Regions from separate parts of the Homo sapiens genome. Here region 2 is linked to region 1. A link is a loop called in an ENCODE intact Hi-C map of the cell type or tissue named here. Cell type or tissue: B cell. All regions are shown on one strand.

What was found. Peaks named below come from ENCODE experiments on the same cell type or tissue, not always from the same donor. Only the 100,000 strongest peaks of a DNase experiment are listed, where the experiment ranks them.
Region 2: a loop joins it to region 1, with 24 times the contacts of the local background. A loop is called at or near these places in 2 of 110 quality-filtered maps.

What each region holds. Positions count from the first base shown.
Region 1 is chr1:9,424,185-9,432,184 of GRCh38, forward strand. LINC02606 (long intergenic non-protein coding RNA 2606) reads right to left here and starts at 4,812. Exons shown (of 2, transcript NR_104622.2): 1 at 4,738-4,812; 2 at 910-3,197. RefSeq lists enhancers at 2,110-2,159, 3,545-4,179, 4,678-4,907, 4,968-5,057. In B cell, CTCF peaks have their summits at 4,495 (motif pointing right) and 4,698; DNase peaks (open chromatin) are centred at 2,317 and 4,807; H3K4me3 peaks cover 2,327 bases; H3K27ac peaks cover 4,465 bases.
Region 2 is chr1:8,875,830-8,883,829 of GRCh38, forward strand. ENO1 (enolase 1) reads right to left here and starts at 2,857. Exons shown (of 12, transcript NM_001428.5): 1 at 2,751-2,857. ENO1-AS1 (ENO1 antisense RNA 1) reads left to right here and starts at 3,006. Exons shown (of 2, transcript NR_038351.1): 1 at 3,006-3,131; 2 at 3,736-4,056. It also overlaps the pseudogene RNU6-304P. RefSeq lists enhancers at 1,694-2,286, 2,287-2,880, 2,881-3,472, 7,655-8,000 and silencers at 2,231-2,350, 2,561-2,610, 3,331-3,580. In B cell, CTCF peaks have their summits at 3,607 and 3,806; DNase peaks (open chromatin) are centred at 751, 1,537, 2,252, 2,952 and 1 weaker place; H3K4me3 peaks cover 3,024 bases; H3K27ac peaks cover 3,033 bases.

The DNA.
Region 1 (8,000 bases):
GTGGGAGGGGAGCAGTGGGAATTTAGAGGTGAGCCAAAGGCTTACTTCCCCAACTAAAGCAACAAATAAAAAATGTCTCCCCTGCCAGACTGCTCTTTGTGCCTGAAATTATCCCAAAAGACTCATTTCTTTGGGTAAAAATACAAACAGTCCTAGATCACTCGGGACCTTCTCATGAATGAACTCGGGTGATTCCCAGCCAGGAACAATGGCTTGTACGAAGTCACTCTGCAATGTCAGCTTTTGCGGGGAAACATCAGTCAAGAGTCAAGACCTTGAACTGAAAAGGCAAATCCAGCTGGAGGTTGCAGGTGGTGAGATCCTGGACAGCAGGGAGAGGCTTAGCATCAATGGGGTGGGGGTGGGATGGGGTGGGGGTGGGGTGAAGGTGGTGGAGGACTCCCAGGAGAGAAAAAAAAATGCAACTGGGGGTAAGTGTGAAGCCACACATACCAGAGTCAGAAAGAACTGGAGGCCAGGTGTGGTGGCTCATGCCTGTAATCCCAGCACTTTGGGAGGCCAAGGCAGGTGGATCGCCTGAGGTCAGGAGTTCGAGACCAGCCTGGCCAACATGACGAAACTCCGTATCTACTAAAAATACAAAAATTAGCCGGGCATGGTGGTGCACACCTGTAATCCCAGCTACTCGGGAGGCTGAGGCAGGAGAATTGCTTGAGCCCGGGAGGCAGAGGTTGCAGTGAGCTGAGATTGTGCCACTGCACTCCAGCCTGGTGAGATGCCTCAAAAAAAAAAAAAAAAAAAAGAACTGGAGTAAAGCCTCAGCCTTGCTACTTAACGGTGTGACCTTGCAAATGTTACTTTACCTCCTGTGCCTAAGTTTTCTCATGTGTAAAACAGAGCTAATAACAGAATCTACCCATGGGGCATTATAAGAATCAAACACATTCATGTGTGGAACAGTTAACGTTTACTGACCCTTGTGCCAGTAGCCATGCTAAGTGCTTTGCATATATTATCAACTCATTTAATCTTCATAGACAACCGATGGTGTGGTTATTATTTTACCCATTTTATAAAGGAAGAAAGTAAGGCACAGAGAGATGAAGTAACTTGCCCCAAGGTGGCACAGCTTCTAAGTGTCAGAGTCAACATTTGAACCTAGTCAGTCATATTTCAGGGGCAGTGGACCTGATGGCTACACTGAGCGACAGATGCTTCATCTCATAGAGTCAGCTGCAGTGGAGGGGGATGCAGTGCACGCTGCTGAAGGATGGACCTCTGGGCAGGGGTCCCTGTTGCTCAGGTCCAAATGCAGACCGAACAGTAGCCTTAATCATTAAAATCACTACAGAGCTAAGGGGTGAGAGCACACTCTGCCTGTTCTCTCTCCACCCCTAAGACACTCACCCTATTCCACACCCAGAGGAGGACATGGGGTGCTCCCTTCCAGAGCCTGGAGACCCTGGGATGGCTCCAGCCCCTTCTCCCAACATCCCCCCAACGAAGAGCACCAAGTACCCTTGCTCTGCTGTCCTGCCGGGCAGTTGTCCCGGGATCAGTGTTTTTGGTTGTTCTTTGTTTTAGCTTGCTTCCCTTTTAGAGTATCTCCTGAAATAAACAGCAGTGTTGCAACGAGAAAAGGGAGCCCAGCCTCTCTGGAGCAGTTACGATGGGCAAACAATGTCGAGGAAATCCACATGCGGTGTCTCACAGGGCCTTCACACCTTTGTGAAGTAGATATTATCATCTCCATTCTGCAGATGAGGACACCAGGCCCAGAGAGGCTAAATGACTTGCTCCAAGTCACAGAGCAAGTCGGCAGCACCTCGCTGCGTCAAATGCTTGTATGTTGGAATCCAAAGCTATTTATGGGACTTGGGGCCCAGTTGGGGCTTGTACACCCAACCCCCAAAGGTGAAGTTCTCTGTTCCTCATTCATTCCTTCATGTGCTGAGTGTTTTGCAGCAGCGGCTCAATGTCAGGCATTGGAGTAGAGACCATAGCAACCTGGCCTCCGTTTCATTCTGTTGGCAGGGCTGGCGGTCTTTCTAAATGGGATATTTGTAGAGGTTTCCATCGCCCCAGGTTCTGTAAGTCCTGATCATCAGCCCAGGGGCTGCTCCTCAGGGATGGGAGTTGGGGGTTCAGCTTCTTCTTGGGAGAATCCAGCTCTGGGTGTTTCAGGAAATTTCTGACCTGCCAGGTTTCCTAATCAGTCAGAGCTGGGGAGTGGGGGCCGAGAGAAGAGGTTTCCCGTCAGCCCAGCTTTTGTCTCTCACATGAGCCCGAGACAGACAAACCACAACCACAGACTCGACCAGCTGTGGAAGCGTCGAACAGGAAACCCAGAACATCTGGTGCTCCACTTCCTCTGAGGGCTGTGCACGTCTGGGGGGCCAGGTGCGCGTGTGCGCGTCCGCCTGTGTGCACAACTGTTTTCTCTCCTGCTGTTGGTTAGTGGGACCTGGATGCAGACAGAGCTGGAAACCACAGGTCTTGTGGTGACAAGGAAGCCAGACACTGGCTCCCCAACCCTTACAGCACGGCATCCCTCCTCAGACAGTAACCCGGGATCCGACCCAGTCTCGCAGGCCACCTGCCAGCACCCGGTCCTTGGCTAGCTTCAGGTCACCATTGAAGAAAGGGATTTATTTTCCTTTCAGATTGTGATGGTTTAGAGGCATTGTTTGGAGGTGAGGTGGGAGGGCTCTGCTTACATAGAACTTGGCCTCAGCGTACAGACCCACAAAAAGCAACCTCTGGACAAAAGCTGGGGTTTTTTTGTTTTTTGAGACAGAGTCTTGCTCTGTCAACCAGGCTGGAGTGCAACGGCGAGGTCTCGGCTCACTGCAACCTCTGCCTCCCAGGTTCAAGCGATTCTCCTGCCTTAGCCTCCCAAGTAGCTGGGATTACAGGCACGTGCCACCATGCCCGGCTATTTTTTTTGTATTTTTAATAGAGACAGGGTTTCGCCATGTTGATCAGGCTGGTCTTGAACTCCTGACCTCAGGTGATCCACCTGCTTCGGCCTCCCAAAGTGCTGGAATTACAGGCATGAACCACCGTGCCCAGTAGCCATGCAAAGTGCTTTGCTTATATTATTAACTCATTTAATCTTCATAGACAAACAGCTTTTAAAAAAAGCTGTTTTTAAAACAATTTGAGGAGCATCTGTGGATGAATGCTGAGGCCATGTGCCGGTCAGGGGGCAGTCTTCCCATTAGTGGTGGTGTTCTCTGCGTAAGGAGAAAACAGGGTTTTTAATTTTTCATTTTTCTGAAGGGAAGAATCATAAGGAAGTGGAAACAAAAGACTCCCCAAACCATAGCATGAGGTTTAACTCTCATGATACCTTAAGGAAGTAGGCATTATTATGCCCATTTCTATGAATCATGAAATAGATGTGCAGGAGGGTTCAGAAGTCACCCCAGCTCATACAGCGCCTAAGGAGCAGGGCCAAGGTTCAATTCAAACCGAATCCCAGCCTCATGCTAGATCTTAGTTCACACTTCATTCTTTCAATGAGCATTTATAATCTAAACTGTACCTAGCAAACAGGTGGGACTTCAATGTTTCTTGAATTAACCACCTAAATGTGCCATGATGTCAGAGACAGATGTCATCCTCACTGTAGCCCCCAGGTTCAGCACAGTATCCAGGAAAGAATGGGTGCTTGTAGTCCCAGCTACTCGGGAGGCTGAGGCAGGAGAATTGCTTGAACCCGGGAGGCAGAGGTTGCAGTGAGCCGAGATCTCGCCATTGCACTCCAGCCTGGTTGACAGAGCAAGACTCTGTCTCAAAAAAAAAAAAAAAAAAAAAAAGCATAGGTGCTTAATCAATGTCAGCCAATGAATACGTAAAGGAATTCTAAGTTTTAGAACAGTGATACTTTATTTTTCTTTGTTTGTTTGTTTGTTTTTGTTTCTTTTGAGCCGGAGTCTCACCGTCGGTCAGGCTGAAGTCCAGTGGTGCCAGCTCGACTCACTGCAACCTCCACCTCCCGGGTTCAAGCGATTCTCCTGCCTCAGCCTCCGGAGCAGCTGGGATTACAGGCGTGCACCACCACGCCTGGCTAATTTTTGTATTTTTAGTAGAGACGGGGTTTCACCATGTTGGCCAGGCTGGCCTCAAGTGATCCGCCCAACTCGGCCTCCCACAGTGCTGGGGTAACAGGTGTGAGCCACCACGCCTGGCCGATACTTCATTTTTCTGGAGGTCATTTACTTAGTAAGGCCAACTGGATCCTGGCTAAAAATGTGAAAGAAGACAGAAAGAGTCACGAGCAGTGAACAAAAGTCACGGGTCCTAGCACGTAAAAGCTCAAGTACTTGATTCAAAGCCGAAATTCTCAGGTCCTCAGTTGTAGCCTGGTTACCCTTACAAACACCAGTGCTAAAGAGCACGGTTACTAATCTTTCCAGGACACAAGATTTGAAAGCATCTGTTTCGAAGGGAGATGACCTGCTAGAGGAAGCTTGCGGGCAACAGCAAATTGGGAGTTCGACTAGCACTTTCAGACTGGGATGCAACGAAGAACTCGCCAGCAGAGGTAAGAGATGGGCAAGATGAAGAGAATGAACTCTGATTCTCGGATATCTGCCCGCAAGGTGGCTCCGAGAAAGCCAGCGGGAAACTGCAGCATCGCGGAGGACTTCTCTAGTTCAGGTTAAAGAGACAGCAGCCAGAGGGAGCCGACCTCAAACCCAACTCCCGACAGCAACCTTGAGGCCACCCGAGGTGGCGCATGCGCAGTGTGCGAGGTAGTGCTCTTCCTACCTGCCGACCTGCGGAGCCTTCTTACTGAGCAGGGCTTACGTCACGCAAGCGCCGCGGGTGTGTGACGTCATCTGAGAGCGCCACGCGCGGTCCCGAAAACCTGAGCACCCTCTGGCTAAGGCGTTGCTGTAGAGACGGTGCGCCAGCCCCGCCCCCGAGGCGGGATTGGAGGAAAACTGGACAGCTGACAAGGGTGACGTTTCGAAAGCGCGCGGGAGGCCGTGCTGGGACGCAGAGCCCGAAAACCTATTTGAGGGGCGTCTTGACCGAAGGTGCTAAATATCACATGTCCCCATTAAAGTAAAAATGCAAACTGCCCTAATCGGATTTCGTGTAAGGCAGGAGGGCTGGGAAGACTTAAATGTATCACTTCAGTAGTTTAGGGGTGGGAAGAAGAGTTTGGACCAGACTGGTGCCGGGATAACCTGACCTTTTTGAGCCTTAACTTCTTCTCGAAGGGATCGTTCCCATCAGCATATAAACATGTAATTTCCCCCTTCCTGAGAACCCTGTGGTGGCTCCAGCTCCCACCCCATCCCTTCGCTTTCTGAATACCGTAACTCCTTGGAAGAGTGTATATATTCTTTGTCCAGCTCTCTCCTCCCACTCTGTTGAACTCCCTCCAGCCAAACTCAGTCTCTCCCAAGTCCTCCTCTTACCTGCTCTATCAGCAATTTTTGATACAGTTTATCACCCTCTCCTCCGCAAAACTTTCTTCACTTGGCTTTTGGCAGTGCACACGCTTGTTTTTCTCCTCCATCCCTGCCCCACCTTCTCTGTTTCTTTTGCTAGCCTCTCCTCTTTTTCCTGACCTCTAAATGTATCAGTACCCCCAGCACTGGCTCCTTGGACTTCTCTTTCTTTTCGCTTAATCTCTTGATGATTTCATCGGGTTTCATGGCTTTAAAGACTATGTGCTGATGACTCCCCTCCTTATAGCTCCAGCCTGGAATTCATCCTCAAGAAAAATCCTTCTGGCTTCTCAGGCTGTAAACTTAGAGTTCTTCATCCCGTGTCAAATCTGTCAGCAGATCCTATTGGCTTTTCTTTTTTCCCCAGAATCCGGTATCCACTAACAGCATCTTAGACCAAGCCCCCATCTCTCACCTGGATTATTGTAATTGCCTAGCTGGTCCTTCCTCTGCTCCCACCCCGTCAGTCTGTGTTTACATAACAACCTCAGTAATTCTGTTAAAAGTCATATCATGTGCCTCCTCTGTGCAAAAACTACCAGGCCTCCTGTCTCAGAGTAAAAGCCAAACCTTTACCATGGCTAGAAGTGTTCCACACGGCCAGGCCTCTGTTCTAGACCTTTCCTTTCTTGTCTCCGTTCTCACTTAACACCAGCCACAGTGGCCATTCTGCCAGGCTTGCTTCTGCCTCTGGGATCCTGAACTTGCCTTTACCTCTGCCTGGAACTTGTCCTCAGTTATCCCCAGGGCTCTCTCCCTTACCTCCTCCAAGACTTGGCTCAAATGTTCCTCACTGAGAAAGGCTTTCACCAACCTCCTGGTTTTAAATTGCAAATCAGACTCCCCCAAGCCCGCATTCCCATTCCCTTCCTTTTGCTCCATTGCATTTAATGTATCACCTTCTAATAAACCGTTTAATTTAGTTCTTTATCTTATTTGATGTCCCTCTCCGCATGAAGACAGGAATTTGTTTCATCATTGCTCCATCCCCAATTCTGAGACAGAGTGCGTGGCACATGATAGGTGCTCAGTACAGGTCTGTGGAGAGAATGGGTGCATTGCAGAATCCAAGGGTTAAGGCATGGTTAGGAGCTAGAGCTTTAGAGGCTTGGGTTCCAGACTCCCTTTACCACTTAGCTGCTTTGTGGCTTTTTTTTTTTTTTTTTTTTGAGATGGAGTCTCACTCTGTGGCCTAGGCTGGAATGCAGTGGCCCCATGTGGGCTCACTGCAACCTCCGCCTCCCGGGTTCAAGAGATTCTCCTGCCTCAGCCTCCCAAGTAGCTGGGACTACAGGCGCCCACCACCACACCTGGCTAATTTTTGTATTTTTAGTAGAGACGGGGTTTTGCTATGTTGGCCAGGCTGGTCTTGAACCCCTGGTCTCAGGTGGTTCATCTGCTTTGGCCTCTCAAAGTGCTGGGATTCTTTGGGAAGCCGAGGCAAGTGGATCACCTGCGGTCAGGAGTTCGAGACCACCCTGGCTAATGTGGTGAAACCTCGTCTCTACTAAAAATACTAAAATTAATCGGGCGTGGTGGCGGGCACCTATATAGTACCAGCTATCCAGGAGGCTGAGGCAGGAGAGTTGCTTGAACCTGGGAGGCAGAGGTTGCAGATCACACCACTGCACTCCAGCCTGGGCAACAGAACGAGATTCCGTCTCAAAAAAAAAAAAAAAAAAAAAAAGGGCTGGGATTACAGGTGTGAGCCACCGCACCTGGCCATACTTTGTGGTCTTTAAGACATTTATTTAACCTTCCTGAGCCTCAGTTTCCTCATTTCTATTGTGGACAAAATAATACCTAAGGCTTTCGTTTGACAATATTGAACACCCCTAGATGACCAGCAAACATAGCATAGCTCCTGGAGATGCAATGGAGAACCTGAATGTCCCCTCGCTCCCCTGGAGTCTGTATGCTGAGAAAGGGGCTATAGACAGTAGTCATGCAGTCACCCAAATAAGACATTCTTCATAAATTGTGATAAGTGATGAAGGAAAAGCAGATCATGCTGAAGAGGCAGGCTGGGAAAGAACTTCCCTGAGAGGGCGACTTCACTGTCCAAGTCCGCTTAGGCTGCCATAACAAAATGCCACAGATGGAGGGATTTAAACAGCAGATGTTTGTTTTCTCATGGTTCTGGGGGGCAGAAATCCAGGCTGAAGGTGTCAGCAGGTTTGGTTTCTCCCTTAGCCTCTCTTCTTGACTTGCAGATAACCACTTTCTCTCTGTGTCCTCACATACATGATCTTCTCTCTGTGTGCCTGCACACGCTTGCTGCTGGTGTCTCTCCAGTGTCCTAATCTGTTTTTTGAAGACAGAGTCTCACTCTGTTGCCCAGGCTGGAGTGCAGTGGTGGGATCTCAGCTCACTGCAACCTCCACCTCCCAGGTTCAAACAATTCTTCTGCCTCAGCCTCCTGAGTAGCTGGGACTACAGGTGCACGCCACCATGCCTGGCTAATTTTTGTGTTTTTAGTAGAGATGGGGTTTCACCATGTTGATCAGGCTGGTCTCAAACTCCCAACCTTGTGATCCCCCTGCCTTGGCCTCCCAAAGTGCTGGGATTACA
Region 2 (8,000 bases), 550 kb before region 1:
TCTCAAACTCCTGGGCTCAAGCGATCCTCCCCTGCCTTGGCCTCCCAAAGCATGCTAGGATGATTATAGGGGTAAGCCACCAGGACCAGCCAATAATGACATCTAATTATTTCTTCCCAACGGGGTTTTATAATTTGTAAATAGAGGAAAGATTCTTTGAACACCAGGATACTTCAAGGGAAGGGGCTTCCTTTAACACCACCTTAAAAAAAAAAATACAAGAATTTCCAGCAATGAACAACAAATACCAATTCCTCAAAGAAAAACCCATTCTTACTTTTTTCCTTGGCGCTCTCCAAAGAAACTAACTGAACAACTTATAGAACTGAGGTGGGTGAGAGGAACTTAGTGTTTAAAGCCATTATCTACCTGGGCTCCCCTCCAACATCTTCTCTGGAATGTCCTGAGGTGGCAAGTGGCAGGTTTTTAACTTTCAAAATTATTTACTGAAGTCACTTCTGTGGCTTTGTTGTCTATGTAACAATGGAGTTTTATTCATTAGCCAAAAAAAGGTACTTACTTTTTACTAGGTTCCAAAAAGGCAAATTTGTTTAAACATATTTTTAGATTTAATTTTGCGTTTTGGCAAATTATATACCCGAGTAACATTTCCATCACTGCAAAAAGTTATCTCAGGCCATTTCCAGTCAATATCCCCCTGCCCCATCTCCAGGCCACCACTGTGGTATACTTTGAGTATTTCAGTCATACTTTTAAAGGCAATTTTATTAGGGTGCCTCAGTACTTTTGTTTTCATTTTAGTGACTTAAGACGAAAGAAAGTCTTGGCCGGGCGCGGTGGCTCACGCCTGTAATCCCAGCACTTTGGGAGGCCGAGGAGGGTGGATCACGAGGTCAGGAGAGGAGGCTGAGGCAGAAGAATGGTGTGAACCCGGGAGGTGGAGCTTGCAGTGAGTCGAGATCGCGCCACTACACTCCAGCCTGGGCGACAGAGAGACTCCGTCTCAGAAAAAAAAAAAAAGACAAACGTCTTAGGATGTGAAAATAAAGTGTGATTTTTTTTTTATTTTTTGAGACGGAGTTTCGCTGTTGTCGCCCAGACTGGAGTGCAATGGCGCCATTTTGGCTCACTGCAACCTCAGCCTCCTGTCTCAGCCTCCCGAGTAGGTGGGATTACAGGCGCCTGCCATTACGCCCAGGTGATTTTTTTTTTTTTTTGAGACGGAGTCGCGCTCTTTCGCCCAGGCTAGAGTGCAGTGACACGATCTCGACTCACTGCAGGCTCCGCCTCCAGAGTAGCTGGGACTACAGGCGCCCACCACCACACCCGGCTAATTTTTTGTATTTTTAGTAGAGATGGGGTTTAGTAGAGTAGGATGGTCTCGATCTCCTGACCTCGTGAGCCACCCACCTCGGCCTCCCAAAGTGCTAGGATTACAGGCGTGAGCCACCGCGCCTGGTCGATTTTTGTATTTTCAGTAGAGACGGGGTTTCACCACGTTGGTCAGGCTGGTCTCTAACTCCCGACCTCAGGTGATCCTGAGGAGGCCCACCTCGGCATCCCAAAGTGCTCGGATTACAGGCGTGAGCCACCGCGCCCGGACCATTCACAGCTTTTTTAGCTGCCTGGATGGAACCCCGAATTAGGGACACGGTAAATGAATGGAGCAGTCAGGGCCCGGGTGGGCCTGAAAGGCAAGTGAAGCAATGGACCCTACCGCCCAGAGAAGCGCACAGAGCAGGGGAACATTGAACAGGAAGCTTTCTTAAAATACATCCTTCTTGGCCTAGCGCGGTGGCTCACGCCTGTAATCCCAGCACTTTGGGAGGCCGAGGCGGGCGGATCACCTGAGGTCGGGAGCTCAAGACCAGCCTGGCCAACATGGTGAAACACCGCCTCTACTAAAACAACAACAACAACAAAAAAAAAACAAAATTAGCCGGGCGTGGTGGCGCATGCCTGTAATCCCAGCTACTCGGGAGGCTGAGGTAGGAGAATCGCTTGAACCCAGGAGGCCGAGGTTGCGGTGAACCGAGATCCGAGATCGCGCAATTGCACTCCAGCCTGGGCAACAATAGCAAAACTCAAAAAAAAAAAAAAACCAAATCAGATCAGGCCCGATTTTTGGTGGCCAGCCGGGGAGCCGCTCTTGCCCAACTTGGGCGAGGTCGCCTGGAGGACTTGCCAATGATCTAACGGCTCTGCTGTAGGTTCCTCAAGAGGTGCCTTCTCGGAGTTAAATGAGTCACCGCTTACTAGGCAGAAGCGCGGGCCGCGAGCGCGGGCGAGAGGCGGGGGCTACCGGTGGGGGAGGGGGCCGCAGCCTCGTGGCCATCTCCACTATCGCCGCCCTCCTCCATTTTAGGAAGGGCCTGGCCTGAGTGGCCACCGCCGCTAAGTCTGCGTCTATCCCAAAAACCTTACACTTGGCTACGATGGAAAAGCAACTTCCACTCCCAACTCCCGCTGTGCTAAGCAGCTCGCGTGTGCAGCTCCCGACCTTCCCTGACAGTGACTCGGCCCCGCAGTCGGTAATCACGTGTTGATCTGCACTTTCCCCTCCAAAGAAATCGGGGGCCCAGCACGTGCGCCTGGCATTGCGCCCCCGCCCCGGGCCTCGGGGTGAGCGGGGGCGCCAGTTCCCACCCAGGGAGGCGGCTTGCACGTGCCCCCGACCCCGCCACGCTGGGCCTGCGGGCGCGCCGCCTCCCTCGGAGGGAAAAGAGCCCCACAAGCCCAGAAAAGCCCTGCGCCGCCTGCCCGTTGCTCAGCCCTTCCCCAATCATTACCTAGCCACTGGGTCTCGTCGCCTAGGAGAGGAAGCGGAGGGTGCTGCAGACACCGAGGTGAACGTAAAGCCGGCGAGATCTCCGTGCTCCGGGTACCCACAGATACTGTCCGCGCCGCCCGCGCCGACTTCCTGCCTAGCTAAGGCGAGCCCCACCCACTTCCCGCCTCCGGGGCACGCCCCCTCAGCTCCGCCTCGCCATTCGTCGGGAGAGCCGTCACTCATTCCCTCACCTCCCGGAAAGGGGTGGGACTGCGACGGCTGCAGTAGCGTGGAAAGGGGGGTGACGTCCCGCGGACTTGAGGCGGGCAGATCTGGGGGGCCCCGACTCCCCAGCGGCCCTGTAGTGGTGCGGGCGAAACTCTGGCCCCAGATAGGACCGGTGAGCCGAACTGGGGTGTGCGGAGCCGGGGCTCCGGGGGATGGCCCGGGGCGGCGTGGCGGGCATGAGAGCTCGGGGCTCCGTCACGTACTCCGAGTCCCGCACGCACTCAGCGTCGCTCTGGGGCCCCACGTCCGGCCCTCGACCTTGCTGACAACTTTGGCGGCCCGGGCCTGCCGCGGCCCTCCTGCCCCGCCCCTCCTGCCTCGCGCCGCGATCCGAGAGACCCCGTTGGCGTCGAGTCGTTGAGAGGCTGCGCGCCTCGGCCCCACTCCGGGGTTGGGGCGCTGGCCCCGCCGCAGCGCTGCGTGTCCGGGGCCACGTGCGCCGCCTGCGCCTGCGCGCTGCCCTCCAGCCGCGCCCGTCTGGCCGGGCTCCGCCTGGCACCCGCCAAGGTGACCCTGTCCCTTTCTCCTTGCTGCGGTGAGAATCAGGCCGAGACAGCCAAAGGAAGGTTCACTTTCCTTTAATTCTACCTCATACTTTTTGAGTGCCTTCTAGGTGTCCGGCGCGCCCCCACGTGCTTCCCCAGTGTTAATTCATTCTCTCTCTAGTCCATGTCATGTTGCCTCTCAAATTTTACATCCCTCTCATTCCCATCTAGGGAACTAGATCAAACCTACCTGGATTCTTGTGAACCATTCATGTGAATTATTTGGAACTGGAATTTCACACAGACCCGGGGAATTTCTCAAAGTTCAAGACGGGTCATATTCCGTGGAATACGGAAGGAGTTGGAGTGATTTCACTTTTCTGATCAAGAACTGATAGCCATTAAAACTCAGCTCCGCAATATATCCCCCCACTCCAAGGGAGGGCTGAGATGATCACTTCGTTTTCTGTTACGGCTACTTTTATATTTTTCAACATTACTGCTGGTCTGTAAGAGAACTAAAACATCTGATTTTCCTCATTTCCTTGTAAAGAGGTGTTCAAATATGTACTTGAATTTAATTATTTCTTCTGGTCAGCTGCAAAACCTGCTTTTCTTCCTTAACCCCTAGCATTTTTATCCTCTTAGCTACAGACAGGTTTCCATGGCGTTGGTTAAAAATTAAGGCCTATTGAGACCATAGTATTTGCTTTCCAGTGAGTAAGAAGCAAGAACTTTAGGATTAAATTCAGCAAAAAGAAAAAAAAAAAGAGTAAAATTTTGCAAGCAGAGTTTGTGATTTCACCAGCAACACACTAACGTTTTTGGCTACTGAAAACCACTATCCCCAGCCCCATGACTCAGCAGCTAAATCAACAGCCAACATCTCCTACTGGTAAGGACTCTAAGAAATCAGGCACTTGGTACTCTCAGAGCAATTCTAAGGCGTGGCCCTGAAAGGGCTCCAAACAATCTTATTTTACATAAAAATGGTTAGAGAGATAAAGATACTCTGCTGTGGCCAGAACCAGTAAATCTAGCAGGAAATCAGAGGCCGAACATGATCCCGGACTGCTGCCGTTGCAAGATTCTTGGAGGCTGCAGCGCCACATTCTGAGCCAGCACTTCGACCTCACATTGTAGCTAAAATGTTAATGATTACTAGAGATGTCCTGAAATCTTTTTCAAAATTCACAGGCTGCCAAATGCCCTCCCTGTTTCCATAGCTCCTTAGGCTTTGTTAGCAGGCTGTGGGGTTCACATTTGCTTGTAGTCAGCACAACGGCATTGCATTTAGTTATTATTTCTCACTTGCTGTAAGCTTGTTGAGAAGTTTTATTGGTGGTGGGCAGGTGGGGAATAACTGTCCAAAGCTATCAGAATACCACACCTTGAAGCACTGTAGGTAACACATGCATGGTGTCTGCAGGTGGCCGGGATCAAGGGAGAGTGAATCTGCTACGACCTGTAACTCGCTTGGATTACTGATTCTCCCTGTGATACGTGTGTAAAAATCACTGGTCAGCTTGAGAAAGGGATCTTTGTGAAAGAGGGTCTCCAGCCAGATAGGGAACTTCAGGGTTGGATAAGGAGCTCTGGGGAGGTAAGATACCAGATGAGTGCAGAAGGGGATGTAGCTGGATGGTCCCTCCTCATAACAGATCATGAGGTTTTGGTATTCATCACTCAGTATTTCACGTACACCAGAGACTACATAAAGCGTATATAAATCTCTGTGTACCCACATCCCGCTTAAGAAATGGAACACCATGCTGGGCGCGGTGGCTCACGCCTGTCATCCCAGCACTTTGGGAGGCCGAGGCGGGCGGATGACGAGGTCAGGAGTTCCAAGACTAGCCTGACCAACATGGTGAAACCCCGTCTCTACTAAAAATATAAAAATCAGCTGGGCTTGGTGGCAGGCGCCTGTAGTCCCAGTTACTCAGGAGGCTGAGGCAGGAGAACCACTTGAACCCGGGAGGCGGAGCTTGCAGTGAGCCGAGATCACGCCACTGCACTCCAGCCTGGATGACAGAGCGAGACACCGTCTCCAAAAAAAAAAAAAAAAAAAAAGAAAGAAAGAAAGAAATGGAACCCTAGAGTCCAGGCTTAGTGGCTCACATCAGTACTCCCAGCACTTAGGGAGGCTGAGGCAGGAGGATTGCTTGAGCCCAGGAGTTCCAGAACAGCAGAACAGCCTGGGCAACATGGAGGAGACCCCAGTCTCTGTAAAAACTAAAAAATTAGGCAGATGTGGCACATGCCTGTAGTCCTATCCCAGCTGCTTGGGAGACTCGGGTGGGAGTGTCACTTGAGCCCAGGAGGTTAAGATTACAATGAGCTATGATTGTACCAGTGCACTCCAGCCTGGGAGATAAAGACCTGTCTCAAAGGAAGAAATGGGGCCGGACATGGTGGCTCACCCCTATAATCCCATCACTTTGGGAGGCTGAGGGGGGTGGATCACCTGAGGTCAGGAGTTTGAGACCAGCCTGGCCAACATGGTGAAACCCCATCTCGACTAAAAATACAAAAAATTAGCCAGGTGTGGTGGCACATGCCTGTAATCCCAGCTACTCAGGAGGCTAAGGCAAGAGAATTGCTTGAACCCAAGAGGCAGAGGTTGCAGTGAGCCAAGATCATGCCATTGCACTCCAGCCTGGGCAACAAGAGTTAAAAAAAGAAAAGAAATGGAAAGTTAAAAAAAAAAAAGAAAAAAGAAATGGAGGCCGGGTGCGGTGGCTCATGCCTGTAATCCCAGCACTTTGGGAGGTTAAGGCGGGTGGATGACCTGAGGTCAGGAGTTCAAGACCAGCCTGGCCAACATGGTGAAACCCCATCTCTACCAAAAATACAAAGATTAGCCGGGTGTGGTGGTACATGCCTGTACTCCCAGCTGCTCGGGAGGCTGAGGCAGGAGAATCATTTGAACCCGGGAGGCGGAGGTTGCAATGAGCCAAGAGTGTGCCATTACACTCCAGCCGGGCGACAGAGCAAGATTCCTTCTCAAAAAAATAAAAAAAAGAAATGGAACATTAGTAATGTCATTTAGGTCCCCTGTATGTTCTTTGACCCCAGAGGTAGCCACTATTCTAAATTTTGTGTTTTATTATTCCCTTGCTTTTTTTTTTTTTTTTTTTTTTTTTTGAGACGGAGTCTCACTCTGTCGCACAGGCTGGAGTGCAGTGGCTGATCTCAGCTCACTTTAAGTTCCGCCTCTCCGGTTCACACCATTCTCTTGCCTCAGCCTCCCGAGTAGCTGGGACTAGAGGTGCCCGCCACCACACCCAGCTAATTTTTTGTATTTTTGGTAGAGATGGGGTTTCACCATGTTAGCCAGAATGGTCTCGATCTCCTGACCTCGTGATCCACCTGCTTCAGCCTCCCAAAGTGCTGGGATTACAAGTGTGAGCCACCGCACCTGGTCTATTCCCTTGCTTTTTAAAATGATTTTTTTTTTTTTATTTTTAGAAGGAGTCTCATTTTTTTTTGCCCAGGCTGGAGTGCACTGATGCGATCTCGACTCACTGCAACCTCTGCCTCCTGGATTCAAGCGATCCTCCTGCCTCAGCCTCCTGAGTAGCTGGGATTACAGGCACCCACTACCACGCCCAGCCAATTTTTTTTGTATTTTTAGTAGAGGCAGGGTTTTACCATGTTGGCCAGGCTGGTCTCAAACTCCTGACCTCGTGATCCACCTGCCTCGGCCTCCCAAAGTGATGAGATTACAGGCATGAGCCACCTCGCCCAGCCTATTTTATATTATTTTATTTTATTTTTGATACAGAGTCTCTCTCTGTCACCCAGGCTGGAGTGTAGGGGCACAGTCTTGGCTCACTGCAACCTTTGCCTCCCGGGTTCAAGCGATTCTCCTGCCTCAGCCTCCGGATTAGCTGGGATTACAGCCGCATGCCACCACGCCCGGCTAAGCTTTTGTATTTTTAGTAGAGATGGGGTCTCACCGTATTAGCTATGATGGTCTTGATCTCCTGACCTCTTGATCCTCCCGCCTCAGCCTCCCAAAGTGCTGAGATTATAGGTGTGAGCCACCGTGCCCAGCCGTATTTTATTTTTAAATATATATAAAAAAATTATAAGTACAGAACACTTCACAGATTTGCATGACGTCCTCGCGCGGGGCCCATGCTGATCTTCTCTGTATCATTCCAATTTTTTTTTAGTATATGTGCTGGCAAGTCATGCTAGGTTGGCATTCCTCAGGGTGTCCAAATGAGAGGAGTAAAGGGGAGGTGATTAAGCAAGAAGGCCCAGGGGAGCTGGGGAAGCTGGGAGCAGAGTTCCCCTGGGCAGAGGTCATGAAGGGGCACCCAAGTGACAGCCGAGGGAGAACAACTTCTGGAAAGTCTGTCTCAGCAGGCATCAGAGGAAAGCATCTCTATTTGGCATCAAAGAGCTCAGCATGGCCTCCCTCAGGGCCCCAGCGCCTTTATCTTTGGGATGGATGTGATAATAGTCTCAGGGGGAGGTCGGCAGTC